Regions from separate parts of the Homo sapiens genome. Here all the other regions are linked to region 1. Evidence: read pairs that join two places in POLR2A ChIA-PET (ENCODE). Cell type or tissue: CD4-positive, alpha-beta T cell. All regions are shown on one strand. Each heading gives the region's core, and the rest is flanking DNA. Links, peaks and the distances in the headings are about the cores only. Region 1 overlaps LOC107984467 (a long non-coding RNA gene). Region 2 overlaps LINC01619 (long intergenic non-protein coding RNA 1619). Region 3 holds the start of LOC105369904 (a long non-coding RNA gene). Region 4 overlaps BTG1-DT (BTG1 divergent transcript). Region 5 has its middle 63 kb from the start of BTG1-DT.

What was found. ChIA-PET counts read pairs that join two places held together with the same protein. Peaks named below come from ENCODE experiments on the same cell type or tissue, not always from the same donor. Only the 100,000 strongest peaks of a DNase experiment are listed, where the experiment ranks them.
Region 2: POLR2A ChIA-PET joins it to region 1 with 10 read pairs; 23 of 35 experiments call an interaction of 5 or more read pairs at or near these places.
Region 3: POLR2A ChIA-PET joins it to region 1 with 24 read pairs; 7 of 35 experiments call an interaction of 5 or more read pairs at or near these places.
Region 4: POLR2A ChIA-PET joins it to region 1 with 13 read pairs; 23 of 35 experiments call an interaction of 5 or more read pairs at or near these places.
Region 5: POLR2A ChIA-PET joins it to region 1 with 11 read pairs; 5 of 35 experiments call an interaction of 5 or more read pairs at or near these places.

The regions. Positions count from the first base shown.
Region 1 is chr12:92,395,499-92,401,582 of GRCh38, reverse strand. LOC107984467 (a long non-coding RNA gene) reads right to left here. Exons shown (of 3, transcript XR_001749160.2): 3 at 4,279-4,734. Among named protein-coding and RNA genes, the nearest start is that of CLLU1, 23 kb to the left of the region's middle. RefSeq lists an enhancer at 1,117-1,266. In CD4-positive, alpha-beta T cell, for the core only: no CTCF peak of the experiment used is centred there; DNase peaks (open chromatin) are centred at 2,392 and 2,802; H3K4me3 peaks cover 462 bases; H3K27ac peaks cover 5,000 bases.
Region 2 is chr12:92,129,832-92,135,915 of GRCh38, reverse strand. The region is part of intron 1 of LINC01619 (long intergenic non-protein coding RNA 1619); the gene reads left to right. Among named protein-coding and RNA genes, the nearest start is that of LINC01619, 10 kb to the left of the region's middle. RefSeq lists enhancers at 845-904, 3,249-3,318. In CD4-positive, alpha-beta T cell, for the core only: no CTCF peak of the experiment used is centred there; DNase peaks (open chromatin) are centred at 865, 2,466 and 3,435; H3K4me3 peaks cover 4,529 bases; H3K27ac peaks cover 3,891 bases.
Region 3 is chr12:92,503,159-92,509,242 of GRCh38, reverse strand. LOC105369904 (a long non-coding RNA gene) reads right to left here and starts at 3,605. Exons shown (of 4, transcript XR_945210.3): 1 at 3,080-3,605; 2 at 1,779-1,821; 3 at 975-1,190. In CD4-positive, alpha-beta T cell, for the core only: no CTCF peak of the experiment used is centred there; DNase peaks (open chromatin) are centred at 3,102, 3,512 and 4,402; H3K4me3 peaks cover 967 bases; H3K27ac peaks cover 1,470 bases.
Region 4 is chr12:92,155,919-92,162,002 of GRCh38, reverse strand. All of the region lies in intron 2 of BTG1-DT (BTG1 divergent transcript), which reads right to left. Among named protein-coding and RNA genes, the nearest start is that of BTG1-DT, 13 kb to the right of the region's middle. In CD4-positive, alpha-beta T cell, for the core only: no CTCF peak of the experiment used is centred there; no DNase peak of the experiment used is centred there; H3K27ac peaks cover 1,401 bases.
Region 5 is chr12:92,205,578-92,211,661 of GRCh38, reverse strand. No RefSeq gene overlaps it. Among named protein-coding and RNA genes, the nearest start is that of BTG1-DT, 63 kb to the right of the region's middle. RefSeq lists an enhancer at 2,529-2,618. In CD4-positive, alpha-beta T cell, for the core only: no CTCF peak of the experiment used is centred there; DNase peaks (open chromatin) are centred at 1,321 and 2,871; H3K4me3 peaks cover 1,038 bases; H3K27ac peaks cover 1,816 bases.

The DNA.
Region 1 (6,084 bases), core at 573-5,572:
TCACACTTGATATAATATTTTTCAAGGAGAGACTGTCAGGATGAGGATGTACCCTCACAACCCATATTAAGGAGAAAAGCAAAAGAAATTGGAGGAGAGAAGACTTAAATGTGCTGAGGGCTGATTCTGACTCTGTGCCAGGCGCTAGGTTTGCCACTTGGCTAACTTTATTTTCTTCATTCCTCTCAACAACCCTGTGAAGTATAAACATTCTACCTGCACACCACCACCACTACCACCACCATCACCATCACCACCGCCACCACCATCACCACCATTACCATGAAGACTGAAGGAGCAATACTCCATGTAGGGTCCAGTAGCTGTTGCGTGATGGAGCTGAGAATTGAAATCATATCTCCCTGGGCTGTTTTCACTACACTGCACAATCTTCTAATGAGCAGGGCTCTGTTTTTGGCCTGAGGAATGAAACAGTGACAAGGCGTACTCTGTGTGTGTGTGTCCTGTATTCAAGAGGCTTAAAATCTAGTTAGGAGACAAATTTAAAAGGTCAGTAGCAACCGATGCTTGTAAAAATGCTAAGCCCAACAAAGGTACAGAAGTCCAAAGGAGCCACTGATTACAAAGACCCCAAGTCGTGGAGGAGTTTTCATGAAGGACAGAGACTTGGATTGGGCTTAGAAAAGAAAGCCGAGGACTTACAGACATGGAGAAGAGGCCAACAGCTGTCCCAGAAGGCAGATCACCTTGGGCTAAGAATACACATGCTGTTTTTAGGGAACAAAGTGAGTGGCTGTGGCTGCTGTTATTTCAGAGGTGAGCATAGAGCGAGAGTTAAGAAATGCCCCTTTGGAAGGTCTGTTAGACCCTTGCTCCTCAAAGTGTGGTCTGAGCACCAGTGCTGTCAACATCACCTGAGTGCTTGTTAGAAATGCAGAATCTGGTTGAGTGCAGTGGCTCAAGCCTGTAATCCCAGCACTTTGGGAGGCCAAGGTGGGAGGATTGCTTAAGCTCAGGAGTTCCAGACCAGCCTGGGCAACACAGTAAGACCTCATTTCTATTAAAAAGAAAGAAAGAAATAAAGAAATGCAGAATCTTGAGCCCTGCACCCAACCCACTGAATTTGAATGTGCATTTTTACGTGGTTTCCCATGTGATTTGGAGGCACAATGAAAGTTTGAGAAGAACTTCCTTAAAGAAGTAGGTTCACTCCTCTCATTTTTCATCCTTTAGATACCAAAATAAGGCTGAAGAGGACTAGAATGTCTTCTTTCTGCCACTCTGTCCTCTTTTTCTCTTCTCTCCCGGCTCTTTGTGTAGAGGCCTAGGTGGCTGTTGGTAAACTCAGGGCCTTTCGTAGTGCTCCCTTTCTGCTGCTTTGCCTAAAACCCAGCATCCTTTTTCTGAAACTTCTGTGTGTCATGCTTCTTCCTTTTCACTGGTACTCACTGATCTGCGAATGTCACACTCGAGAATGTGGAGCAAATGTGTTTTGTACCCAAATATCTACAACACAGAACAATTCAATTGCGTTTCCAAGAGTCAGCCCTAAAGAATTGGCCTGTGTGTAAATGTGCCTGACCTGAGCATAAGAGACTGTTCTGTGTTACTAGCATCACCCAAATTCAGCAGTGGGCTTTGGAAGGACAGGGCTGCCCTCAATGGACCTGTTTGGATTCAGAACACCTTGAGAAGAGAGACGCAGTTACAAAGTTGGGGCCCTGCCTTGCAGTTCACTCCATTTGTTCTATCTAAAATCTTAATTCCCATTGTTTTTCTTATCACTTCTTGGACTTGGGACCACAACTACCATTTGGAAAGATTTCAGGCTCAGGAGAAGCCAGGGAAAAAGAAATGTATACAAAAACTGAGCGCTCTTCTAGTTTCCAGATCTGACAAGTGAACAGCTTGGAAGTTGTCACCCTTATCTACAAAAGAAAAAAAAAAACTGAACAAACTGAAAACTGGAAACTCTTCTTAGAACCTTCGGAAAATTGAGATCACAGGCCAAACTGCCTCCCAGAGAACAGGGGAGTCAGACGGATGGATACAGAGAATTTCAGTTTACCAGGAGCAGAAGCCAGGAAACTGAGCAGTAATTAACAAACTGCTGTAAGCTGTGTGTGGACAAGTTTGAGACTTAAAAACTCCCAGCGGGCCCAATCACAGGGGCCTCCCCATACCTTCCTGAGTTGTACCTCCAGGAGTAACATCAGGTTTCCACTATGGAACCTGAAGAAAAATCCTCTCCTCTTTCCCTTTGGGGTTGAGGGGTTGGGGCGGAGAAATAGCCGTGTTGGAATAAGCCCAGAGCTCTCTGTTCTCCTTAAGAAGGATTTCCTTCAAGGGAAAATACTTTACAAGAACCCATCCCACGGGGGTTTTACCAGGGGCCTCATCGACCTGGGAAAGGGAAATACCCAACTCAGGCTCACTGAAAGACAGATCTAATCACAGGGCTGTAGAATTCTTTCTCTCCCCCGACACAGTACCAACACAGCAACGATGCTCCAAGTAAATAACAAGGGATTACAGCTCAAAGAATTGCAAGCCTCAGTCCCTATGTCAGGAGTCTCTAGGAAAATTCAAGCACAACAGGGGAGACGAAAGCAAGGGCACAGGAAATTTTAGCCCCTGATACCACAGCTACAGCAAATGGTAAAACCACAGCCTAACTCCTAGCCGGATAAACATAAAACCTTATGCTAAGTTAGCGGGGAATCTGTAATGAAGGTACTTGACCAGCTGTAGTCTTTGATCACAATAGCAGGATGTTCTAGGTTCTCTGCTTAGAAAAGAAACAAAGAAATAAGAGAAACAACCACATGGTTCTGAGATTTAGAGAGGAGGGAACATTACCTTCCTGCAAGCTCTACCCTCTTTGAACTTGATGGGTGTCATCTAGCCACAGACAATTATTTATCTGCAGTTCTTACTGTCTTGTGAAATACACTGCAGCTGACATTTTAGAGATTACAGAACCCAGTTGGTTTATTTGTTGCAAGTCATCAAGATTTCTATGAAGGCGTTATAGATTATTGCAGTAATGAGTTCAGTTAATTAATGCTAAGTATTTAAGGTGATAACTTTACATTGACAAATCTTACATGTTCAAGTTTCTCCAGCCTCTTTTTCCAACCTGCCTGCCAATGTGTGGGTGCCATGGGGGAGAAAACTCTCCTGAGAGTTAAGGACAACTAGCTTCCAGTTCTGATTTTGCTATATATTTGTTGTGTAATCAAGGGGAAGTCACGTATCCTTTCTGAGGCTCAATTTTCCCACCTGTAAAAGAGGATAATAATAGTTACCCTATTTCAACCCCAAAGTCAGGATCAAATAAACTAGTAAGATGTCGTATCAATGCAGTTATTTTTTTTCCTGTACTCTGTAGGCCAAGACCAATGCACAGTGATTAACGTCTGTTAAAAAAAGTCCATAATTGTATATGTATATTATATGATAAGAGTACTGATAATCACTAAAATTAAGTATAATTCAGATGCAACTTAAAAATCAGTCCTCAGAAAATATGAACATTGATATGGTTTGGATCTGTGTCTCCACCTAAATCTCTTGTTTAATTGTAATCCTCAGTGTTGGAGGTGGGGCCTGGTGGGAGGTGATTGGATCATGGGGGTGGTACTTAATGAATGGTTTAGCACCATCTCTTGGGTATTGTTAATGTGATAGAGCTCTCATGAGATCTGGTTGTTTAAAAGTGTGTGGCACCTGGCCCTCCGTCTCTTCCTCCTGCTCTTGCCATGTGAAGATGTGCCTGCTTCCCCTTCACCTTCTTCCATGATTGTAAGTTTCCTGAGGCCTCCCCAGCCATGCTTCCTGTAGAGCCTATGGAACCATGAGGTAGTTAAACCTCTTTTCTTTATAAGTTATCCTGTCTCAGGCATTTATTTATAGCAATACAAGATGAACAAATATAAACATTTTAATAGAAATCATGAGTTTCTCTGAGTTTCACTGTATTTTTCTGATTTCTGCACCTTCTCTTCGTGAGACTCCACATTCCATCTCCTTTGCATCTCTCTCCAGAGCCCCACTTAGGTTGTGAAGGTGTTTGGGGCAAAACAGAGTTTTGAAATTTCCAAACATCTTTGAGACACTCTAGTCAGTTTAAAATTGGCTGCATGTGGATTTTTTCTCTAAAAGGAAACCAAATAAAATGTTCTTGACATGGCAAACAAACAGCCATCCTTCCTGAGGGCAATATTTTTAGGAGCTAAGTGTAAATGAATCAGAAACAGCCATGGTAATTGCTTGTCCTTCCAAACACAAAAGAAGTTAAAAAATACATTTCTCATCCCAAATGTAATTTGGGTTTTATTTAATTACAAACAATTGTGTAAAATGTTGGGGCCATTTGAGAATCACATCAGGCAGTCAGATTCCACATCTCCTTAAGAATCTTACCACTCACATATAACACACAATTACTGGTTTGCTGAGTAAGAATAAATCATTCCCATGACCCAGAAGAGGACAAAACTGGAGAAACAGCATTAGTCATCTCTCCCCAGGCATGCTCATGAAAGGCAGGCCTATGAGGAGAGACACCAGGCTCAGGATGGTCTGGTCATATGTCGTTGTCATTTATATGTTGTTGGATGTGAAAGAGGCACTCAGGTCTCACAGCCCATGGTTGGGCTGGGGATCTGAGAGACTCGAGGTTGAGTTCCATGAGCAACTGACTGACTTGATTCAAATGAAGGAAACAGATGAATGCCAGGCTTATTCATATCTTCTTCAGAATAATGTGACCTGAAAAACAAGTTCAAACAGGCATATGAACTAAAATTAAGTGTTAAAGTAGTTAGTTTGCTTATGTTTTAGCATCTACTTGTACTCTCTGGTAGTCAGGAGAGCATAGTGGTTAAGAAACAGGGCTCTGGGGTCCTACTCTCCAGGCTGAAATGCCCACCCTTATATTGACTAAACCTCTCTGCCTAAGCATTCTTGTCTGTAAAATAGTGCTGGTTATAGCACCCAACTCATTGGGTTGTTGTAACATTAAAAGAAACAATCTGCACAAAATAAAGCACCTAGACTGTGTCCTTTCCAAGTAGTTATTGTTGCACATTTCTCTCTCTTTCTCTGTTTCATCTCAAGATTTCCTGGGTGCCCTTATTCACCCTCTAGAACCTCAACTGGCCTTGGTGTCCTATCCAATGACCTAGGCTCTATGCATATCCCAGCTAAAGCCCCCTTCACACTTTCCCCCAGCCCAACTTTATAAAGGCTTTACTAGAGCAGCAGTTTTCAACTTTAATGGGCATGTGGATATCTTGGGGGATGGAGATATAATGCAGATCCTGATATAGTAAGTTTGCATATACCCTGGGAAGATTCTGCAGTTCTAGCAGTCTCTGATGCTGATGACCCCTGGGCTGGCTGCACCTTGAGTAGCAAGGCACCAAGTAACTGGCTATCCAAATTGACTAGCATTTTCTTTTTTCTGGGCCACTTGAATGATTGAGTGCTTCAGCTTCATCACATTAGTGAAAACTAAGATATTGATAAGGAATAACACTTTAACATGTGACCAAGTCAGGGAGCAATTTTACATCTAAAGAAGCCTGATCCAAAGAAGGAAAAATGTGAGGCTGGAAATTTCGGGCCTTGACATATGTAGGGAAAAGATACTTTGTTAGCTGCCCTGACATTACTAGATAGGCAGTTTGCATTGTCAAGTGGTCCAATGGCAAGTTGTGAATGGTGAATACAGGAAAAAATGTTTGCCATCATTTCTGGCAAAATTCATGCCCACTCAGAACTTTATTTGAAAATAGGGTCTTTGCAGATGTAATTAGTTAAATTGAGGCAGTATTGGAATAGAGAAGGCTCTAATCCAATAATTGGTGTATTTATAAGAAGTGACACACAGAATCAGAGAGAGACAGGCGCAGAAAGAAGTAGATGGTGAGAAGACACAGAAAGAAGGCCCAGTGACAATGGAGGCAGAGATTGAAGTTAAGCTTCACAAGCCAGGAGTACCAAGGATTGATAGCAAGCTTGGATGGTGTGGAGAGAGGCATGGAACAGATCTTCCCTCTGAGACTCCAAGAAGAAATTAATCCTGCTGACACCTCAATTTTGGACTTCTGGCTTCCT
Region 2 (6,084 bases), core at 565-5,564, 270 kb after region 1:
CTATATCTTTAAAATATAGCACTTGTCATTTTTGCAAAGGAGTTTTATTTAAATAGGATTTCTTTTCTTTTCTTTTCTTTTTTTTTTTTGAGACGGAGTCTCACTCTGTTGCCCAGGCTGGAGTGCCCAGACTGGAGTGCAGCGGCACGATCCCGTCTCACTGCAACTTCCACCTCCCGAGTTCAAGTGATTCTCCTGCCTCAATGTCCCAAGTAGCTGGGATTACAGACACACGCCACCATACCCAGTTAGTTTTTGTATTTTTAGTAGAGACGGGTTTCACCATGTTGGTCAGGCTGGTCTCGAACTCCTGACCTCAAGTGATCCACCTGCCTCTCAGCCTCCCAAAGTGCTGGGATTACAAGTGTGAGCCACTGCGCCCAGCCTAAATAGGATTTAAAAAATAGTTTCATTTTAGGTTTACATTTTGAGTATACGTACCTCCTGGACAATAACTTTCAAAGTATGGGCCACTTAAATTATTTTCTTTAAGTTGATGTAAAAATCTGTATAATCAAATGCAAAGAGTTCAGGGAATTTTGCACACCCATATAATCTACACCCTGATCAAGAGCTAGAACATTTTTGCCACCGCAGAAAATTCCGTTTTGGGACGCTTAATGTTTGATTCAGAAATATGGCTGTGGAGCCAGGCCTCAAATTAGAAATAAGTTGTTTTCCCTCTCCTTTTATAACTTTTATTTTTGCTTCCTAAACATGCGGCAGTGGTTACTTTAAACATGAAGCAAATTGTCTCCAGAAGAAACCGTTGCCTTTCGACTAGTTATGATTTAGGGGTTGGTAATATAGTACATCCCTGCCCAATTTGCTATGGGTTTTTCATCCTTAAAGTAAAATCTGAGTCATATCCCCATCACTGACTCATAAGCTTACTAAGGATTGCCTGTTTATTATTAGGCCTAAGCGTTAGAATCTTGATCAATCAAAAAAGATTGTGATAATGTCACATTTACATAATACCTTTCTCTCCTCCCCTATTTTTCATTTTAGCCTGTTTATGTCACTCTATAGTGAGTTATGAAAATAAGAAGAGGGGACAAGTGTCAAGCCAGTGTTATATAGCTGAGTCCTAGCCTTGAGTACTTCTTTTCCTCTCAAAATTCTCAACATCAGTTGCCAGAGAGCATTTAGAATATTGACCTAAGTTACAGTGCAATTCGTTGTGAAATTGATTCAATTTAAGGGTTATGTGTCACTGTCTTGAAAGATTCTTGAATCAGAGACAAAGTCTTGTCCTAAAAACACTGTTCTTAATGAGTTTGGGATCTACTGAGGGATAGTGATTGAAAAGGGAGCTTACTCCTTTTTCCCCCTGTAGTTTTCAGGTTCTCGTTTGGAACCTGATCTGGGACCAGATCTTGAATTAACTGTTTTTTTTTTTCCTGAGAGGGTCAATGTGGTCTGCTTAACAAAACCTCTGCTGTCAAAGCACTGGTGGGCTGTGGTGGTGGTTTTTAGGCATTTCTTTCTCAGCACAGCAATACATAATATTTCAGTACCAGTTGGGCTTTTTGCTTTTTTTTTCCCCTCTACACTCCATTTTAGAAAGAATGGCAAATCAGTGAAGATATAACGTGGGTTAAAGCCAGATTTGGTCAGTGGAAAGACTTGTTAATAACCCATTTTCAATTGGAGAAGCTCCTGCCTACTCTGATTACACATTCATTTCACTAGTAGGTTTGTTCCTCATTTTAAAAAGGAATCCCATCACTCATTAAGCACAGGACAAGTCAATGTGACATTTAACTCTGTGCATATTGAGGACAATTTTTCCTTCATTCGTGCCTCTTCCTGGCAAGCCATCCCAGTGCCACTAGGCAGCTTTCAACCCCCTGTTCTGCTGCTCTGCTTCTGTAAAATTCTGTCCTGATGCCTCAGGCACTTCCTGCAGCCTTCCTGAGTGTCAGGACTGTGCTAAGTACCTTTGTGCATCCCCTCACTGACTCCTCATCACAAGCCTGTAAATGTAGACATTTGTTGTTATAGTCATCTGTCATTTGAGAATATTATGATACAGAGATGTTATATCACTTGCCCAAGGTCACACAGCTATGGGCTGATTTGGAGCTAGCATCCAGATTTGTGTAAGATCAAGCACTAGCTTCTAACCAATACATATCACCTCCCCAAGCATTGGTTTCTTTTCTGATCCTGTTGCATTGTAATTGTTTGCATTCATGTCTGATTTTCCCATTAGACAGGAAGATATGAAAGTCAGGGACAACTCTTAGACCAGAGCTTTAGAAGATGCCAAAATTAGATTAACAGATTGTTCATTTATAAATATTTATTTGGCACCTACTATGCACCCAGTATTGTTCTGGGCACTTGGAGATATAGCAGTGAACCAAACAAAAATCCCTGCCCTCAGAGAGGTAAATAAGCAAAGAATATGTATGCTGTGTTAGATGGTGACAGGTGCTGACGATCAGAGCTGCTGTGTTAGTTCTGTGAGTGTTACTTCCTGGAGTTGTGCAAAATTGTGCATGATCTTGTCTGAAAAAGGAGAGAGGGAGGGAGGGAATTGCTGGAGTGGAACTATTTTAAGTAAAATAGTCAGGGAAGGCCTCAACTGATAAGGTGACATTTAAGCAGAAACTTGGAGACCAGAGAAACAGCTCAGGAGATATCTGGGGAAAGAACATTCCATTCAAACAGTTGAGTGAATTCCAAAATCCTTTGAGACTTATCTCTCCCCAAATATATAATTATAATTTGGCATTCTTGGGTACTCTATTATAATGTCAACCAACCTGATTTTTGGCAGTTATTTTCCTGACCACTTTTTATTTGTTTTCTGGTTATTGCATGCCATAGGAGTCACCACAACTTTGATTTCTGGAAAATTCAGCAGAGTTTCCGCCCTGTCCCCACACACCTTCTTCTCCCTTTTAGAGATAATTGCAAATCATAATAAACAGGCTTATAAGAAGACCTGAACTTCAAAATATAAGTCTGATTTTTTAAAAAAACTGTATATCAATAAATATAGAATAAGAATTGATGTTCAGTATAATGAACAGGTTCAGCAAGGCACTCAATGTTTTGGCAGGACATATGGCTAGGCAAGCTAACAGACAAGTGTTGAAAACAAAAAGTTTTCTTGTTGATATATAAATACCTGGGAAATTCAGTTATCTCAAACACCTATTCCTTACCAAATCTGAGATTACAGTACAAAGACTTGTTATCATTTAGAGCCCCTGGTCTTTTGTATATATGACTGAAGAGAAAAGCAAGGGTACATTAACTTTATCATTCAGTCACTTAAACAGCATGGAACACTTAACTTTTTTTAAGGTGCTGGCAAGTATCTGGCCTATTCCTGCATTACAGAAAGTCCCTGGTGTTAAGACATAAAAATGAATATTTCTCTGGTTTCACTTTCCTTATCAAAGATGGATGAAAAGGTACTTTCTCAAATACATTTCACCATGAATTCTACCCCACCCATGCTCCCCAGCCTGAGAAGTAAGAATGTCGCCTTCCATTTTGAAATTTGCTGTAGCTATCTAGTCTAAGTTGTCTTCCTTTTGCTGCATAAAAATTGAATACTTTTGGCATGTTAATGTTGGGTCCATATCACTATCAGATATGATTCTCTCCCACTCTTGAGAGTCTTAGCAAAGCTAAAAAGGAGGCAGAAATCTCTGGGTTTAAGAAAGAATCCCTGTCAAAGCTCCCAATTAAAAATAACCAGATAATTCTGGCCACTTGATTAAAAATGGTGGGATAAGCTTGTGGGGGAAAGAGGAATGGAATGAATGAGAAAAAAAAAGTAAGGAACTATGCTTTGAAAAGCAATAGTGATATTATGTGAGGTTTCATGCAGATCTAGAAATTTTATCCAAAGCAAACATTTACCACAGGTGCCATGACACCTTTTTTTTCTTTTTAAGTCATATAAATAGATTCTTCAACTGCCAAACTTGTTCTTGTAAATGCTAAACTGTCTTGTCTAATTATCTCAAAATTATCTTCAGCACCAATATATCTATTTTTCTAGTGATAACAGACCCACAACCAAAAATTCCCTAATGTTAAATTTGGGAACACAAGTAAAATAACCATGTTAATTTGAAACTGGGTACCATGGATACGGATAGTGATTATAGCCTTGTGAATCTGCTAATAATTTGTTGTAATAATCTATGGCATCTCTCCCAGAAGATCTCTCAGATTCATCAATGCAGATCAAAGTTTGTCCTTTATCAAAATGCTGGCTATGATTCTTTGGCTCTGAAAGGTATTTTTGCCCTTCTCTTTTCATGAGAAAAGTCCTACCTTCATTTCTTAATGAGTATCCCTTTGTTTTTATTCTTCCCACCTACTCACACTGAACTTGTCAACTTAGATAGGAAAATACTCTGCCGTGTAGAATGAAATTAAAACATCCAAATGTGTAGTTGGACAAAGTTATTTTTAACCTTAGTCATTTAGTGTAACACTTTATGTTAGGCAATCAAGTTACGATAAAGGTAATTGAAATGAGGTTGCTTAGTAGCCTATTTCATAGCTCAAGGTTTTTAGGGTATTGTTGAGTAAAAATATATTTCAATACCTTGAGTACAGATCTCTGGTCTAATATAGTTTGTTTTTTCAGTGGGAACTTTCACTAGAAATTTATTTCAAGGGAACAAAATAGAGTCTTGTGTGTATGTGTGTGGGTGTGTTACATATGTGCTTGCTGCGAGAGTAGGACGGGCAGAGTTAGCACTGGAAGGAAGAAAGTAAAATTCAAGAAATGGTGCAAAAGGAAGATTTCTGCATACATTTGTGAGTCATATGTATATGCCTTTGCCCTTCTTAAATTAGTGTAGAGAAAGTAATGTGCCGAATAGTTTTTTTTTCATGTCGTTGGTTGTTTTTTTTTTTTTCAGTTTTTAAATTTTTTCTTCTTGCAAGACTCACAGTGCAAGGTTGGCTGTTTATTTTATTTTACTTGAGATGGAGTCTCACTTTGTCGCCCAGGCTCGAGTGCAGTAATGCAATCACAGCTCACTGCAGTCTCGACCTCCCTAGGCTCAGGTGATCCTCCCACCTCAGTTTTTGTATTTTTAGTACAGACAGGGTTTTGCCATGTTGCCCAGACTGGTCTCAAACTCATGGGCTCAAGCAATCTGCCTGCCTCAGCCTCCCAAAGTGCTAGGATTGCAGGCGTGAGCCACTACACCTGGCCTAGGTTAGTTTTTTAAAAGATATGGTTTATTTTGATGTCTGGCCACTGATTTTTATAAAGTTACAAAGAGAAAAAAAATACTTCTTTTACTACCATCTATCAGTGCACCAGAAAAGAATGCCCTTGTGTTCATGACATGCAAAGCCTTTTTTTATTTTTAATTTAAACTAAAGCACCTACAAAATTTATGAACCAAGAGGGTAGAGTTTTCATAAGCTTCTCAAATCACCAACATTTAGGGAGTGCCTACTGTGTGCAGGGGCTCTCACTGGCATTGAGTGCTCTCTTCATGTTGGGAACATGAAATATACAAGGGAGGCAGATTGACAAGGCCTCAGCTGTGCATTGGTGGTAAAGTGCCGCATGCCACATCATTTAAAAAGGATGAAGTATTATAGCAAGTTGAGACTCAGGTTACAGAAAGAAGGGGTGATGTTAAAATCCCACCTTTGACCTTAGACCTAGATCAAATACCCATCTGTTAATGTAATACTGTAGAGCACTCATGATCAGACAAGCTGCCCCGATTTGAAGGCCGGAAGATACAGAATCTACTGTGCCCTTGCAGGTCTCTGATTTATGTGGGGTTGATATTTTGGGGTGTTAGTTTGACCACCAGGTTCAAGTTTAACCATTAGGATTTCAAATGAAAAACACAAACGATGAGTCTCAGCCTTTTTCTTGATTTGATAGGCATTGTACAAACAGTCACAAACCACATAGTCCCATGGACATTTCAGGGTTACATGTAATTCCAGGTATACTCATTGCGGCTACTCATTTTCTTCCCTGGGGAAAGCACATTAGAATATGGGAGGGTAAAGGTAAGAGTGCTGAGAGCTCTATACGTATGCATGCAAAAGGTTACCTCCATTTCAACCAGG
Region 3 (6,084 bases), core at 600-5,599, 110 kb before region 1:
AAAAATAATACCTCACACAGGAAGACAGCAAAATGGGTGTATTGGCCAGGGAAAATTCCTCTTTGGATGTCTTCCTGAAACCAAGGAACAACACTGCCTTGCAGGCCATAGTTTCTTTGTATTGTTTTTGCGATGTGTAATTTACTCTGAGCCCAAATTTCTCACAAATTCTGAGCTTGATTGCATGAGAGAATGATGACCATAGATAGCTAATGTAAACAGCTTTTAATCACATAAGAACACTTTTAATAAGGTCATAGAGAGACATGTTTTAAGTGAGTGAAGATATTCATTCATTCATTTATCTAACAAATTTTTACAAATTGAGTTTCCTTAGTATGGTGTTTTTGTGTGTGTGTGTTTTTTTTTTTTTGAGATGGAGTCCACTCCATCACCAAGGCTGGAGTGCAGTGGCACGATCTCAGTTCACTGCAACTTCTGCCTCCCGGGTTCAAGTGATCCTTCTGCCTTAGCCTCCCGAGTAGCTGGGACTACAGGCGCTTGCCACCATGCCCAGATAATTTTTGTTGTTTTTTTTTTAGCAGAGTTGACGTTTTGCCATATTGGCCAGGCTGGTCTCAAACTCCTGACCTCGTGATCCCCCCACCTCAGCCTCCCAAAGTGCTGGGATTACAGGTGTGAGCCACCATGCCCTGCCCTTAATATGTTTTAAACTATACCTAGGATTTTTGTTTAAACTAGGTATGGTAAGGTGATAGACACATAGACAACTTCCTTGAAAGAAGAATTTGTTATTTATAGTTGCCAAGAGAATGGAGCATATGGGGAAGCACCAGGATTGCTTTGAGGGCAGAAAGATTGAGGGGAAAGCTGGGGCAACAGCCTTTATTTAGGGTTTTATGGGAAGGAATTGGCGAGGCAGGGTAAGCAGCTGAGCTGAGGTTTCGGATTGAAGAGTTTGGACCCTTTGGACAGGCTCTGAGCTACAAGAGTGGTCTCTAATTGTCCAGTACCTGGCTCTGGGTGACTTAGAGCAGGAGGATAATGTTCTGTGCTGGAGGAGCCTGATAAAAGGATGAGATGAGGGTATGGAGCCTGGATTTGTTGTCTTGCATATAAAAGATGTGTTCTAAGCCGAGTTGTTTAGTATCTCCAGGAATTAGCCAAACCTGGGAGGGGCAGTCCATCCCTGGTCTGCAAGATGCCCCAAGATGTCAAAGCATCATGAACTACAGAAAATAAAAAAACATGGTTAATAGAAAATGTACCAGACCTAAGCACAAAATGAGACACTAGGGTCTATGTAAATCAGATTGACCAAATTGTTACAAAGACACAGATCTATCCAACATTCAATAGCTTTTTCCCCTACTATCCTACACCATAAAAATCATTTTGAGCACTGCACGTTTCTAATAAAATTATTCATGTAAATATACACACTAAGTTACTTAAGATGAAAATAAAGCTATGGACATTTCAAATTAGTAAAAAGAGGTTCTTAAAGACTTGTCCAAGTACTTCAGGATTGAAATTAGAGTTTATCTTGAAATATGAACCTGAAAACTATGCAGAGTCCGTTGTGGTTCTGGACAATAAATACAACCTCCCTTAATCGGTATCTTTAGTCTCCCCTTCCCCAAAAGAGCAACATTACAAAATAGAGTCCAATGCTTACACTTTTCAGAGATTCTCCACTGCCTACTGCCACTATTTTCAAATTTCGGTCATTTATAGACTACCTTCTCAATTTTTGCTATATTTGTGTAGCACCTCTTTTGGTATATTCTTATTTTTTTTAAAAAAGATCAACTCACCATGGTGCTTTTATATTAGCTTCTTCTTAAGCAATCTTCCTATCTGTGTAATTGCAGATTTCGTGTTAGTTACACATTTTTTCTAGTTTGTATAAAACTAGAAAATCAGTACATATCTACTACAAGTCTTTAAAACATTGTTTGTGTACCATGTAATGACACATTGGTTCTTACCAGTGGTACCCATGTTACCCTTGGGAAATCCCTGCTGGGAAGATGATGTTCAAGGCTCCTGAGGATGTAGCCCCTGACTCCCCCTTTTCTACCATCTTTTTCAATTGTCAGGGCATCTGTCAGGATGACTGTCAATTCCAGACTGTGGTATGCGTCCTCTTGCTTCCACTCTTGCCTGAACAGGTTCTGCGTCTTTAACACTGCAGTGCCCCACCCCAGATGGGCCTTACGGTACCTCTAAAAGTCCCTTATAGCTCTGTGCCAGGGCTTCTTCCTAACAGCTCCAGACTTCCCTCCTCACAGCTCCAAACTTGTGCTGCCTCCAGTTGCTGCATTTTTTTTTTTCTTTTTACTTGGTGCCCTTAGGATGATGTGTAGGTGTTATTTTCCACTAGGGATTAAGTGTATTTTTATCTCTGGATGTTGCCTTTTGGGGATCCTTGGTTTCAACTCTAAACTTCATGGGCCAATTCTATCCTATCCCACCTTTTTTTTTTTTTGTCCTAAGTTCCCAGAACCCTAGTCAGAGTAAAACATTAAAGACTGCTCGTTACCCAAAGTGAAAACAAGGTTTTTCCATGGCCACTCCCTCTGTCTGAAATGCCATTCCTCTTCCTGGCCTTCTGGTTGTTCCTACTTAGCTCACAAAAATCAATTCCAATACCACCACCTCCTGGAAGTCTTCGTTGCCCTTCCTGGGCAGAGTTACATGTTTTTTGCTCTTTTTTTTTCACAGTACTTACTGTAATTGCTGTAATTACTGTTCTAGAATCTGTCTCTCCTGTTTGTTTGAAGATGTAGAAGACAGGGAATATATTTTAGTTATCTTTGTTTTCCCAGTGCTTAACACAATGCCTAGTACATTGACAGTGCTTCGATGATGTTTATTGAATGCATGAATAAATTCATACACTAGGAATGTATTAATTTATTCATGTACTTTGGAATAGAAGTTTGACATTTAGCTCTTTAGTATGGGAGGAGAAATGTTCCTGACAATAAAATAATGTGAGAAATGAATAGGCATTGAGTTTTCCCCCATCCCCCACTCCACCCTCCCATCCCTCACCCCTACCCCCACTTCTGGGTACAGCCAGACCCATGGAATAGTAAGAGCTTTTACTTACAAGAAGAAGCAGGAAGTGACCCGTGACCCAGGGGTGAAAAGTCACGTTCACACCCAGTCTCTGGAGATTCACTAAACTAAGTCCTGTAAAAAATTTTGTTAGGGATAAAAACTAAGAAAAACACTGAATATTTACACAGTACATTTTTCCCTAGTTTAGGCTGAAGGTAAAAAAAAAAGTGAAAGGGGGAGTGGGGAGTCAAAATTAAATAAGCCAGCTGGTTTAACTTCTCTTTTTACGTATTTTCCATTGCAATCCTCTCTTAGTCATAAAGCCTTTCTCAACCACTTTATGCTTTTCATTTGGCTGAAATTTTTCAGCTTTTCCTACCTTAAAAAAAGGATTAAAGGTTGAGTAGGTTGTGACTTTATGTTCTCTTTCTCTTCTATCCCCCGCCCCCAAAACACACACGCACGCGCACACACACACACACACTCTTACTTTCACTCTCCAACTGTATTTATTAAAACCAGTTTCTGATAACAGCTACCCAGAAACAGGATCTCTGTTCTTTTTTGAGAAACAAAGCCCATCTTTCTCATGGTGAAAAAATATTCGATGTTCCTCCCCACTTCCCCCAGCTGCCAGTGTCACACTGGTTCCCCAGCCCACTTGCAGGCAGGGCTTCCTAAGAAGCAAGAGGAACAGCTGCTGAGCAACAATAGCTCCTAACGGAGCCAATACACAGACAAGGCCTAATGTTCCTGCACTTTTCCACCCCTGCTCCATCCTAAGAATGAGTGTTTTGATGCTGGACTGCGAGGGGAAAGAGGAGGAGGATAAGGGAGGCTCCTTTCTCACTTCGTCTTTTTCTGCCCTTAAAAATAAAAGAGAGGGGCTGGGTGCAGTAGCTCATGCCTGTAATCCCAGCACTATGGGAGGCTGAGGTGGGCAGATCGCTTGAGTGCAGGAGTTCAAGACCAGTCTGAACAACACACTGAAACCTCACCTCTACAAAAAACACAAAAATTAGCTGGGCATGGTGATGTGTGCTTGTAGTCCCAGCCAGTTGGGAGGCCGAGGTGGGAGGATCACTTGAGCTTGGGAGGCAGAGGTTGCAGTGAGCTGTGATTCTGCCACTGCACTCCAGCCCAGGTGACAGAGCAGGACTCTGTCTCAAAATAATAATAATAATAATAATAATAAAATAAAGAGGGAAGTATTATTGGGGAAATTTTGTTAGTAATTTCTTCCTGTCACAAACATCCACCAAAAAATTGCATGATGATGTGTGTACGTGTGTGTGTATGCGTGAGTGTGTGTTTAGCAATTCCATTTTAAGAGGAGTTGCTCACTAAAAGCAGCTTCTTCTTTCTTTTGGAGGCTGGGTGATTTGTTCAGCAGAGGAGACTCTCGCTGGAGTGGTTCCAGCAGGTCACTGGTCACTGCACTGGGACGAGCTGGCCAGTGAAGGGACTTTGGACCCTAGTAGCAGTTTGGCATTTCTAAGTGGGTAAAAAGAATTAACTTCATAAAAATCAATAGGAATCCACTCACTCTCTTCAGCCCTTAAACAGGGACCACCCAATAATGCCTTTCGCTGTTTGATATTGAGGGGTTCCTTTCTACAGATGCCTCTTGCCCAGGCTGGGCATGTTTAATCTGCATGGAGCTTAAAGGTAACCCTGGCCTGGTGGCTGCAGATTGCATTCTGGAAACTCCAGTTCCCAAATCTACTGCCTTACAAGCTTCCAACAGAACAGCTTGACGCGGTGGATCCTTTCTTTTTGAAAATGTTAGCGAATGAGAAGTAAATCAAAGCTTTGAGCCTTGCCCGTTAGGCTGCCCCTGTGTATGGAGCTCAAAGGGGATACTTCTCTCCCCCTCCCCATCAGTGACAAAAGGCTCTCTAATCCTGATTTCCTTACAAAAAAACACAAAGTGTAAAACCAGCCTAGGGACTGCAAATAAAATGAATACTGGAGGAGCAGCTGGCACATTAATGCCCCTGAAAGCACTAGCTGGCACCTCACCCTGAAACCAAATCGCCCTGTCTCCATGGGGGCTGGGGACAGATTTAGTTTTGTAACAACACAATGAAGTATATTTTTAACAAATAAACACAATCTTGGCAGAAGCATAGGCATCTTTAGCCAGTAAATACTTCGTGCACTTGTGCTCAACTTTCCATATCCCCTACATCCCCCAGCCATCGCCCCACAAATGAAATGAAAGCTGGGAAAAGAAGTAAACTATCACAAATTCATTAAATCAGAAAAGATGTCTGTGGCCTCACTTTACAACCAAATATTACCTCTCCTTCTGAGTGGCCACTGTCTAAACAACCCTCGGCAATTTTATTTGCATTTCCTGGCCTTGACTCTTGCTTAATAGCTGGTGCTGTTTGTATTTAATCACTATTTTCTGAACTCTGTCTCTTGTCCATTTCACCTTTTCTCAAAACAAGCCCAGCCTGCACTTCTGGGAAATTATAGTGCCAAATCTTCAAGGCAGGTTAAGTAAAGAGCCGAGCTTGGAAAAGCACAAATCGTTTTGGAATATCTGGGTGTCAATGTCCAGGATTCTTGGGGACCAATGACGAGCAAGATTCAGGAACACAGCCAGTTTTTCTTAGCATTTTGTCCAGGCCCATGCTGGGAATTCGCAGCTGCTGTGTGTCGGCTCAGGGGAGATTTATTGGGAAAGAGTGAGTTTTAGTTAATTCCAGCAGCTCGTGAAAGCCACATATGACTGTCACCCAAGGGTCCAGATTACTCTCTCCAAGGGAGAGATAACTGTGAGGGAGAAGTGAGAAGAGGATGCTGAACGCAGGAAAAACGAATGACGGAAGAGAAAGAACATTCATGTGGGATTCAGGCTGCAAACAGGGAAAATCCCAGAGAATGAACCCCTTCTCTTTTTCTGAATGCTACACCCCACTCCCTGTGGCTCCCAGCCTCTCATAATTGCAGTTTGGATTGGAGTGCTTCTCTTGGCTACTGAGTGTGATCACACTTAATTTCAAGTAGCAAAGTCCATTTCAACCCATATTTTCATACTGACAA
Region 4 (6,084 bases), core at 348-5,347, 240 kb after region 1:
ATAAACATTGACAAAATTTAAATGTAAAAAAATTTTCAGAATTGAATAGTTGTGACAAAGCTCCTCTGGTCCACAAAGTCAAAAAGTATGTACTGCCTGGCCCTTTATAGAACAAGTTTTGACCATTACTGATCTAGATTTCTGGGGCTTCAAGTACAGTGTTATTGAATATTTGAGCAGATCTAAAGGGATGCAGCCTTGCATTCTTAAGGGATCCAGTCTTACTTATAGATCTTCTCATATCTCTCCTGAAAAGCAAATAAGGGACAGATCTTCACCTTCAAATTTTCATAACATTAGAATGCTTTGTCCCCATTGCCCCTGGTGCTTAATGAGTGTTTTTGTTTGTTTGTTTGTTTTTGAGACAGAGTCTTGCACTGTCACCCAGGATGGAGGGCAGTGGCACAATCTCGGCTCACTGCAACCTCTGCCTCCCGGGTTGAAGCGATTCTCCTGCCTCAGCCTCCTGAGTAGCTGGGATTACAGGCATGCACTAATTTTTTGTTTTTACTAGAGACAGGGTTTCACCATGTTGGCCAGGCTGGTCTTAAACTCCTGACCTCAAGTGATCAGTCTGCCTCAGCCTCCCAAAGTGCTGGGATTACAGGCATGAGCCACCACGCCCTGCCGAGTGAGTGTAACTTTTAACAGGCAAATTTGATCATGTCATTCCTTGGTTTAGAACTCTTGGATAACTTCTTCCTCATTCTTTAGATATGATGAATATCTTAAATACAATCACAAGGTGCCTCAGATTCTGATCTCACATAGTTTTCCAGCCTTATCTTTGGTGTCTCTCGTTTTATTCTCTTCACTAAGAGATCAAAAACTTCTGCTCTGAACATACCTCTGTCCCCTTTGAACACTTGTTTTCTTAGTCTCAACAGCAGCTCTTATTCTGCCACCCTCCATCCAGGTTAATTCCAACTCATCCTTCAGTAAAAATCACTGTTTTAGGAAAGACTTCTGTGAGGTCCCTCTGCCCTGTCCCTATCTAGGTTACACTTTCATAGCTGCTCTATTTTTCTCCCATAGCAGTTTTCAGAATAGCAAATATGTACTTGTTTATGCTATTTGCTTAGTTTTGTCTTTCTACTAGATTCCATAAAGTGTAGGACAGATTTTTTCTGTAAGCGGATGTAGCTCCAGTGCTTAGCCAGTACCTGATACATAGCAGACAGTCAAATTCATGGAATGTATTTATTAACAACTAGAACACTTACACATCAGACATTTTGCAGTAAACTTGTACTCAGTAGTTATTGGGAGAGTCAAATTAAGAGTGAGTGACCTGGGCCGGCACGGTGGCTCACGCCTGTAATCCCAGCACTTTGGGAGGCCGAGGCAGGTAGATCACCTATGGTCAGGAGTTTGAGACCAGCCTGACCAACATAGTGAAACCCTGTCTCTACTAAAAATACAAAAATTAGCCGGGCATGGTAGTGTGCGCCTGTACTCCCAGCTACTTGGGAGGCTGAGAGAGGAGAATTGAACCTGGGAGGCAGAGGTTGCAGTGAGCCGAGATTGCACCACTGCACTCCAGCCTGGGTGACAGAGCGAGACTCCATCTCAAAAACAACAACAACAACAAAAAAAAAAAAAACTGAGCAACCTGAAGCATGAATGTCTTACAAAATTATGTGAAGTTGTTCCTTCTATCAAGATCTAATTATGAAGTGATCCACTAACTCGAGTGTAATGCTAATATGTGTTTTTCTTTTGATAGTTTCTTTTTTCTTTTTTTTTTTTTTAAGAGAAGGCCATATGCTTTATTGCATTTCTTTTTTCTTAATTGATATCAGGAAGCTCAAAAATAAATTTATTGTTTATTTATAGCAATGCTCTCCAAACCCACATTTCTTGTAAAATTTCTTCCTATCTTATTTACACAGCTTATTAGCCTTTTTGTTTATTTTTAAATCTGTAAAGTATTTGCTTCATAGCCTGGGTAACATGGTGAAACCCCATTTCTATTAAAAATACAAAAATTAGCTGGGCATGATGGCATATGCCTGTAGTCCCAGCTACTTGAGGGGGCTGAGGTAGGAGGATCAAAAAAGTATTTGCTTCATATTTAGTCACCTCAAGTTTTTTGTTTTTGTTTTTGTTTTTGTTTTTAGAGATAAGATCTCACTATGTTGTCCAGGCTGGTCTCAAATTCCTGGGCTCAAGCAATCCTCCTGCCTCAGCCTCCCAAAGTGCTGGGATTACAGGGGTGAGCCACTGCACCCGGCCACATAAGCCACATAATTGTATCTTGATTCTGTTTAAGACTCATTCTTCTCATCAGATTAAGTCCAGAAAAGCATATAAATAGCACTTCTTTGGCCATATCTGAACAATTGGTAAGGATGGAAGCTACAGCTGGTCTCAGAGGTTCTAAGGGTCCTGATTGAAATTCTATGACTGTCTTGCTCATGGGGGAGAGGAAAGGGTTAGGTGTGATGTCCTAGAAGTTAATGGTTTTTTTTAAGTTAGCAAAATAAACTGAAGCCAGTTATCCACTGCTTATGAAATGTAAATAGCATATTAATATACTATGGCTGCAACTTGACAACACTATTTTCTGTGCCAGACCTGCAAGGCGCAGCCTTATGTGTGTGCATCCAGTTTGAGGCTAGGACCTCCTAGGCCACTTCTTGCTTCTCTGGTAGGCTGGTTTTCAAGTTACTTCTCCTGCCTCCTTAAGTACATCAGGCTGGGGAGAGGAGGTGAACTAAGAGTTCATCAGTTTAGGAGGAGGGGGAATTTAATCATAAGTTTGCCTTTTCTTCAGATGATTAAACAATGAGTGTTTATGAAATCAAGAAAAATGTTTTTCCCCCAGAGTTTTCTTTTCAAAGATTTCTCTGTGCACTCTGGCTAATTTAAAAAGAGCCCCATAGGGTGCTTATTTTTGCACACATATATTGCCAGAGTAGTTCCTGTTTTGGTTTAAATGTGTTCCTTCTTTTTAGTCAGATGAAAGAGAACTTTCTTTAAAAAGAACTTGTCTGCTGATCGTGTTTGTTAGAATTAGCCTAAATAAAGCTTCCGTTAAGAGCTTAACTGTTTAGTTAAATCCTCTTGGCTAAATTATCTGGCGAATATTTGTCCTTGGACGATGTAACCACAGTCCGCTCATTACTCTCTTTCCAACCTGAAATGTGTGTCTCTCCCTCTCCTGAGGATACTAGGAAGTGAGTGTCTTGAGGAAGAAACTTTCCCTCTCATTCAGTTAACTTATTCCTTGTGCAGTTGGATGTTGGGGTGTGGGTGTTTGAAATATGCTAGGCACCACAAGTGAGCACGATTAATTCTGCATCAGGTAAGGGGCTAGGAGGGGACTGCCTAGGTTAAGCCATAAAGAAATGACATCTTGAAGGCATTAGATAAGAGAGAAGAATGTTTGAAAGGGAAAGGCCATGGAAAGAAGTGGAAATACTCTTCAAAAGTCTGTCGAGGTCAGCCTGCCATGCAACTATAAAATTAAGCTTTCCTGATAGATAATTTTTCTCAGGAGAAAATTCTAGGAAGATACAACTGCAAAATAGATAAGTAAATAAATAGTGAATTATTGATACATGATAAACATGGATGAATCTCAAAAACATTGTGCTAAGCAAAATAGGTCAGACACAAGAGACCACTTATTATATGACTTTATTTATATGAAATTACCAGAAAAAGCAAATCTATAGAGACAGAAAATAGACTAGCAGTTTCCTGGGGGCGAGGTGGGTGTGGAGGTGGGCGGCGGTGGGGGCAGGGGGCAAGGTGAAATTGTATCAGAGGTTATGAAAATGTTCTGAAACTGATTATAGTAATGGTGCATAACTCAGTAAATTAAAAATCCTTGAATTGCACACTTGAAATGGGAGGATTTTATAATATGTAAAATATATCTCAATAAAGCTCCTTAAAAAAAGGCAAGAACATCATCTGTTCAAAGGGACTAAGGATAGAACTTTTTGAGTATAAAGATAGAAGTTCTCTTAACTATTACAATCTCCCATCATCTAAATAGTGTACAGACAGCTTTGTTTCTACAAGGGAGAAAACCAAGAAAAGAACCATTCCTTGAGTACTCTAATGGTTTATCTTTTACTACTGTTTCATTTTTTAAATCTACTTGTGAAATAAGCAGTAGGGTCAGACATTAAAAACAAACGACAACAAAAAAACACATGGCAACCATTCTTTGAGTTTGATGATCAGCATTACAGTTAAAATTCAAATTGGCTTTCAGAAGATAATATTTTCTACATTTTGCTTGATGAAAGGTTTAAATAAAAACCATGCAAATATGGAATGTTTTTAACGCATGCTTTAATGCTAATAAAAGGATGCTTTGCTTTCATATTTTAGGGCCAAAGGGAAAACTTTCACTTTGCCCTCTGAAGGTTCACTGAAAATTTGGCAACAGGTAGAACAGGAGACTAGGTATGCAAACTTATTAATATGCATGGGGAGGAAATCACAGAGTAATTGCCCTAATACCCAGTGTGGTACTGTTTCAGAAAAAATTCTGAAACCATGTTTTTTCTCTGCTCTTAAGCCAACACAATAACAATCAACACAGAAGACTTCTGTGACCCCAAAATATGTGGGAATTTCTCTCCACCACCAACCAACCAATCACTTCTGCAGTGAACACAAAAGGGTGTCCTCCAATTCAATTCCAGTACTATCTACCTGGAGATCATGTCAGATCCCACATGTTGAGGGCTCAGACCCCAAAACTGCCCACCACCCCAAACACCAGTAGCAAGCTCAGGCCTCTGGAACTTCTTTTTCTTTCTTCCTTTTTTTTTTTTCTCTTCATTATCTATGCATCAAGAAGCAGGCCTCTGGAACTTCTTTTTCTTTCTTCCTTTTTTTTTTTCTCTTCATTATCTATTCATCAAGAAGCAGGCCTCTGGAACTTCTGGTCTACTGGCTTCAAGTTGGGATTCCGAAGACCTCCTCTCTAGGCGGGTGAGGTATACCCGCATGGAATTTCCATTTCCTCGTTGGGCCCACCACCCTCCAGGAAACTCCGTATGTTCAGCTATCTGGAAGCTCTTTGAACCCTGTCCTTTTGGGTTTCTATGGCGGCCTCATTACATAAGCATGATTGATTAACCCATTGGCCACTGGTGAGCAAGTGGACCTTCAGCCCCTTTCCTCTTGGTGGAAGTTGGAAGGTAGGGCTGAAAGTCCCAACCCTCTAATCATGCTTTTGGCTTTCAGGTGACCAGTCTTACTCTGAAGCTATCAGTCTACTTTAGCATACAAAAAGAAAGAACTTTGGAGATTCCAAGGATTTTAGGGGTTGTATGCCAGGAAGCAGGAGGGAAACCACATGTATATTTCAGAATATCACAGATTCAGACACTTATATACCCTTTTTCAAGGGGAGATGGGGAATGTATATAATTGTTGTGATAGGTATTAAGTCATTAGGGAGAATGGATAGATTAGGGAGGCTGAAGGCAGACATTATGGGAAGGTGAGGAGTGGAGCTGGGCAAGAACAACCATTGTCATATTTCACAGATAGAGTCCCCCAGGTAATTTCTTGGAGCTGCACTCAGAAGAATAGATGAAAAATCTGTCTTAGCATAGTAACTCCAGTCTCTGCTCTTCTCTGGTGGTTGCTCTTTCCTGGTTATTTGACCAGATTTCTTGGAAGGGAGTATTAAGACAACTGCACTTAAGCTCTCTTAGTCAGATAAGGACATTCCAGAGTCTCTCTTGGTGCTTTGGGAAAGAGGATATGAGAGGCAGGGAGAAAGGAGAAAGGTCACAGAGAGACCGTGGTTCTGAGGCTAATTTTTCAGGACTTTCAATTTCCAAAGCAGTCAGTATGGCAAAGTGTCATATTTTGGGGAATTGTTTTCTTCGACCCAACAACATTCAACCACATCAGATTGTGAATACAGCTCTCCCTGGGTATCCTCAGAGAATTGGGTCCCTGACCTCCAAGGATACCAAAATTCAAAGATGCCCCAGTCCTTAATATAAAATGGCATAGTATGTGCATACAACCTATGCACATCCTCTTGTATACAGTCATGCATTGCTTAAAGTTCTAAGAAATGCGTCAGTAGGCGATTTCATCATG
Region 5 (6,084 bases), core at 334-5,333, 190 kb after region 1:
TACAACTCTGCTTCTATATATTAATATGCCCTAACTATAGAATGAGGTGAGAAAATGGGCACAAACAGGCAACGAAGGAAGAGAGTATCTTAAAATTCAACATGCTGCTAAGAAGTGAAAAAAATAAAAAAGTTGAACAACTACATTTTGTGCCAAAAAGGAATAATAAAATATAAAAATCAACCAAATGCAACTATTTCGGCTTAAGTGAATTTCAATCAAAATAGTTTGTATGTATAGTCAGGGCTTCAATTTCTTAAACTAAAGAAATGTCAGTATGTAGGACTAGATATAAAATAAGCCAAATATTGGACCAGATGCAGTGGCTCACGCCTGTACTCCCAGCACTTTGGGAGGCCGAGGCAAGCAGATCACTTGGGTTCAGGAGTTCCAGATCAGCCTGGGCAACATGGCAAGACCCTGTCTCTACCAAAAAAGAAAGAAAATTAGATAAATATGACTCTTCTTTTTCCTTTACCTTACATAGAAAAAAAACTAAAAGCATTTGCAAAATATCTTAGACTCTCATCAAGCTAGATATTTCTTGCTTATATTGAGGAAAAAATCACACTCTGAGAATAGTGTTAATCAAGGGTCATAGGTAGCGCTAGACTAGAAATTTTGAACTGTAAAAAAGATATTAAAATGTGACTTTTAATTAGATCAGAAATGAACTCTAATACTCTTCACGTCTTCAGAAATGACACCTTTTATTCCTCCAGTAATTGAGGTGTCAAAGGGCAATTTGAGGCTACTCGAAAAGATTCAGAGTCTGGTTTTGTTAACTACTAAGCTAATTACTGGTACAAAATGAAAATTACTAGACACCACTGAATTCTTGACAGGTCAAAAAAATATTCTTAAGAAATCCTGGGGTTTAAACTGGTGATATTCAGGCTTTCAATATTTATTTTGTAGCTTTATTTTTTTTATTTCTTTGAGGCAGGATCTTGCTTTGTCACCTAGGCTGGAGTACAGTGATACAATCATAGCTCACTGCACCCTGCACCCATGAACTCCTGGGCTCAAGTGATCCCCCTGCCTCAGCCTTCTGAGTAGCTGGGACTATAGGTGCACACCACTACGGAGAGCTCATTTTTGTATTTTTTGCAGAGATAGAGTCTTGCTATGTTGCTCAGGCTCATTTATAGCTTTCTTTCTTCAGAAATAAAATTCACTCAAATTAGTAAGGGTTTGTTGCTGTTGTATATGTGTGTGTAGGCACATGGGGGAGTAAGTAGGCAGTTGAGAAATCTTTTGCAAAGTCGTCTGTTATATTAGTGACTATATATTGTGAGGCGGGATATGAATCACACTGGTTTTCAAAAAACTTTGAACTTACTATTTCTAGGGCACAGTACTTTCAAAGGAAAGAGCCACATGTTCAGAAACCATAATAACCTTCTCAGAGCACCTGTGCACCAGATATCAGTTGCTCCATCAACTATCCTCTGACAATAGCAGTAAAAACCATTTACCCACACTCAGTGGTCTATTCTAGTTTCTACCATCTAAATGATGGTCGGACTCCATCCGAAATATGAGTTTAGGCCATAGCCAGGTTGACTTGCAGAACACTGTTTTAAAATGGGATCAAGGGAGGGCAATAACAGATCTGCAAAGGAGAGAAAACCTAATCATTCAAAAGCAGTTCTGAGCATGAAGTAAGTAATATGTCCACTCAGAGGTATTGTTAATTTAGGATCAAAGTCTAAAACTGGAGTCCTGCGGACAAGCTGGAGAACAAATTTAGGCATAGGGCTGGTTGAGTGGAGCACCTGGAGCCAGAGAAATGCAGAGCAGCAAGGCCCAGCAGCCCTTCCTGAGGATGATACAGATAGTGAAGAGAGGGTGGAAGGAAGGAAGCAGAATGGGATGGGGGCGTGAACATGAAGTGAACAAGAGAAGTTGCTAAACATTTCCCTCAATACTTGGCCCTGTGGATCACTTGCATCTGAATCCTCTGGGAAGCATGTTTCTGGCCGGGTGCAGTGGCTCACACCTGTAATCCCAGCACTTTGGGAGGCCAAGGTGGGTGGATCACTTGAGGCCAGGAGTTCAAGACTAGCCTGGCTAACATGGCAAAATCCCATCTCTACAAAAAGTACAAAAATTAGCCAGGCATGGTGGCTCCTACCTGTAGACCCAGCTACTCAGGAGGCTGAGGTGGGAGGATCGCTTGAGCCCAGGAGGCAGAGGTTGCAGTGAGCCAAGATCACTTCACTGCACTTGAGCCTGGGTGACACAGTGAGACCCTGTCTCAAAAAAACAAAACAAAAAAAAAACTTCTGGAAAACATGTTTCAAAAACAGATTCTCAGGCCCCACCCCAGACCTCCTGAATTGAATCTTCACAAGTGAAGCCTAGGAATGCAGACTTTAAAAAAAAATGCATTCTAGGCAGCTTTTATTGCATTTTGTATTATTTACTTATTTATTGAGACAGTGTCTTGCTGTCACCCATGCCCATGCCATAGTGAGTGGTGCGATCATGGCCCACTGCACCCTTAAACTCCCAGGCACAAGCGATCCCCCAACCTCAGCCTCTCGAGTAGCTGGGACTACAGGTGCACACAACGACACCCAGTTAATTTTTTATATTTTGTAGAGACAGAATCTTGTTGCCCAGGCTGACCTCGAACTCCTGGGCTCAAGTAATCCTCCCACCTCAACCTCCCAAAGTGCTGAGATTATGGGCATAAACCACTGCACCCGGCTGGGATATAAACTTTATACACGGTCCCCAAGTATCTGAAGCACACTTATATTTGTGTGCTAAGCTCCTTACTGGTATTGTTTTGCTTAATCCTTCAACAGCTCTATAAAGCATGTGCTATTCTTATCCTCTCCCCACAGACAGGAAACTGTGATTCAGAGAAGCTGACTGACAAGGCACAAAGACAAATGTGGCAAAGTCCAAACGCAAACTTAACACATTCTGATTGCAGATTTCTGTGATAGTAATCACTCTAGACCAGAGGTCTTCAGACTTTTTCTACAAAAGGGTCAGTTAATAAACATTTAAGATGTGTGGACTAAATAGCCTTTGTTGCAACTACTCAACTTTGCCACAGAGAACATGTAAACAAACGGACACGACTAGGTGTTCCAATAAAACTTTACAAAAATGGGCAGCAGGTCTGAAGATGCCTGCTGTTGACTAAGCATTGCTTTTCTTTTCTTTTCTTTTTTTTTTTTTTTTTTTTTTTTGAGACGGAGTCTTGCTCTGTCGCCCAGGCTGGAGTGCAGTGGCACGGTCTCGGCTCACTGCAAGCTCCGCCTCCCGGGTTCACCCCATTCTCCTGTCTCAGCCTTCCGAGTAGCTGGGACTACAGGCGCCCGCCACCACGCCCGGCTATTTTTTTGTATTTTTAGTAGAGACGGGGTTTCGCCATGTTAGCCAGGATGGTCTCCATCTCCTGACCTCGTGATCTGCCTGCCTCTGTCTCCCAGAGTGCTAGGATTACAGGCGTGAGCCACCACGCCCCGCCTAAGCATTGCTTTTCAAAGTGTCATGCTCAGAACAGTAGGATCCTAGGAACTTGTTAGAAATGCAGACTCTTACTCATTCCAGACTTGCTGAATCAGAATCTGCATTTAACAAGGTCTCAATGTAATTTTTATGCACATTAAAGTACGCGACTTCTACTCCAGGGCATTTACAAAGGACTTCCCTGAAAGCTGCATTTAATGCCTTTGCTGTCCCTCCTTTTAGGTGCATGAACTCATCTTCTGATAGTAACTGTGTTGATTGCCTTCCACAAAAGTTAAAAAGTAAATAAAGCTGGGTGTGGTGGCTCATGCCTATAAAAATCCCAGCATTTTGGGAGTGCTTGATCTCAGGGTTGAAGACCTGCCTGGAAAACATGGCAAAACCCCATCTCTACAAAAAATACAGAAATTAGCCAGGTGTGGTGGAGGGTGCCTGTAGTTGCAGCTACTCTGGAGGCTGAGGCAGGAGGATTGCTTGAGCCTGGAGGTTGAGGCTACAGTGAGCCATGATTGTGCCACTGCATTCTAGCCTGGGTGAAAAAGTGGGACAATGTCTCAAAATAAATAAATAAACAAACAAACAAATAAATATAAAAATAACTTATTAAATTGATAGTGCTTATTATACATGCTATCTTAAAAACAAAGATATAACATCACAATTTATATTTACCTTCTAAAAAGTACTGAGGTAAGTAGATAAAAAGTGCTTTATGAGTTGTTTCCCTTTTCTATACAAATCTCAAGGCCTTATACCGGAGGCATTGAATCAGAATCTCTGGAGATGAGACCTGGAAGCTGCATTTTAACAAGTTTCTCAGGTGATTCACATTTAGATAATCAATAGGTGCCCACTCTTCAGATCTGGGGATTACTGCATGAAGAACATACAGACATGAATTTTGGAGAGAGGGGTTTAGTCCTCCACTAATTAGATGACCTTGAATAAGTTAATTGACCTCTTTGGACATCACTTTCTTCATTCAAATGGTGGTTCCAAACTTTAGTGTCCATTAGGATCATCTTGACCAATGCAAACATTCAGAGAATCCACCACTGTATAATACCATGAACAAAGGGTTGAGTAAGTAAATGAGGGAGAAAGGACAGCTCTTCCTGACAGCACAGTGTCAACTACTATATAGAGAAGCGGCCACAAAGTTAGAAATCATCAATGGATGCTAAAACTAGTGGTAAAATTTTAATGAGGAACAGGATATTTACATAGTTTCAAAGTATCTCCTTGCAAATTAATTATTGATTACAAAGTAAAATATAGTAACTCTTCAGTAGATAAACCTGGCAGACAGCACTGTAACTGACCAAAGCTAATATCACCAACATAAGGACAAAGTGACATCATATGCCTCTTGAGGTGATGCAACAAGAACACAATGCCACTTAGTGACATTCCTGCCAAAATGCATAACCTATACTAAATATGAGGAGACATCAGACAAACCCCAGCTGAAGGGAACCCTAAAAAGTAATTGGCACACAATCTTCAAGAATTTCAAGGTCAAGAAACAAAGAAAAGTTAGTGTTGGGATTACAGGCATGAGTCACCGTGCCTGGGCCAGTTTTTAAAGCAAAGTAAGAATCAATGCCACATCAAATGTACACATTAAATGTATACGTTATATTCATTTCAAATTTCAGAAAGATTAAAATGTGAAAAATATGACTTTTAAGCTTACAGAAATAACAGTGTAAGCTTTTGGGGGACTATAAGACTTTACAAGTGTGAAATAATTAGGTAATTATTCTGCTTCATGACACTTCTATTAATTTCAATGGGTTATTTATTAAATTATGTCATAATGACTCCCCTAAGTGATAGTCAATTCTATAAGATCAGTCTCAGTATTTAGTTTGCATTTGTATTAGCTGTGAACAGTGCATTAGCGAGATTGTATATTACAATAGTCATATGTCTAAAGCAGAGTTTCTCAACCACCAGTGACATCATGAATCAGATAATCCTTTGTTGTGAGGGACTGTCCTGTGGCATTGTAAGATGCTGAGCAGTAGCCCTACCTTGGTCCCCTACATGTCATTACCACCATCCACCCAAATAGTGACAATCAAAAATGTTTCCAAGCTGGATAAACTCTAGAAGGCAAAATCACTTCTGCATGAGAATCAAATGTACATTGAATAGTGGCCCTTTAAAAGATGCTTCCACCAGGAACTGACCTGTAAATGTGAACTTATCTGGAAAAGGGGTCTTTGCAGATATAGTTAAGGATTTCCAGGTGAGACGATCCTGGATTTAGGGTCCAGCCTAAATCCAGTGACTGATGTCCTTATAAGAGAAAGACAGAGAAGATGTGAGAGATACAGAGAGGCAGGGAAAAGGGCAATGTCAGACAATGAGAGAAATTGGTGTTATACTGCCCCAAGTCAAGGAAAGCCTCCAGCCACCAGAAGCAAGAGGTGGCAAGGAAGGATTCTTTCCTGAAGGCTTTGGAGACAATGTGACTCTCCCAAAGCCTTGATTTTCAACTTCTGGCTTCTGGACTTTTAAGAGAACAAATTTATGATTTTAAGTCAGCAAGTTTGCCGTAATTTGCCATGGTAGCCCTAAGAAACT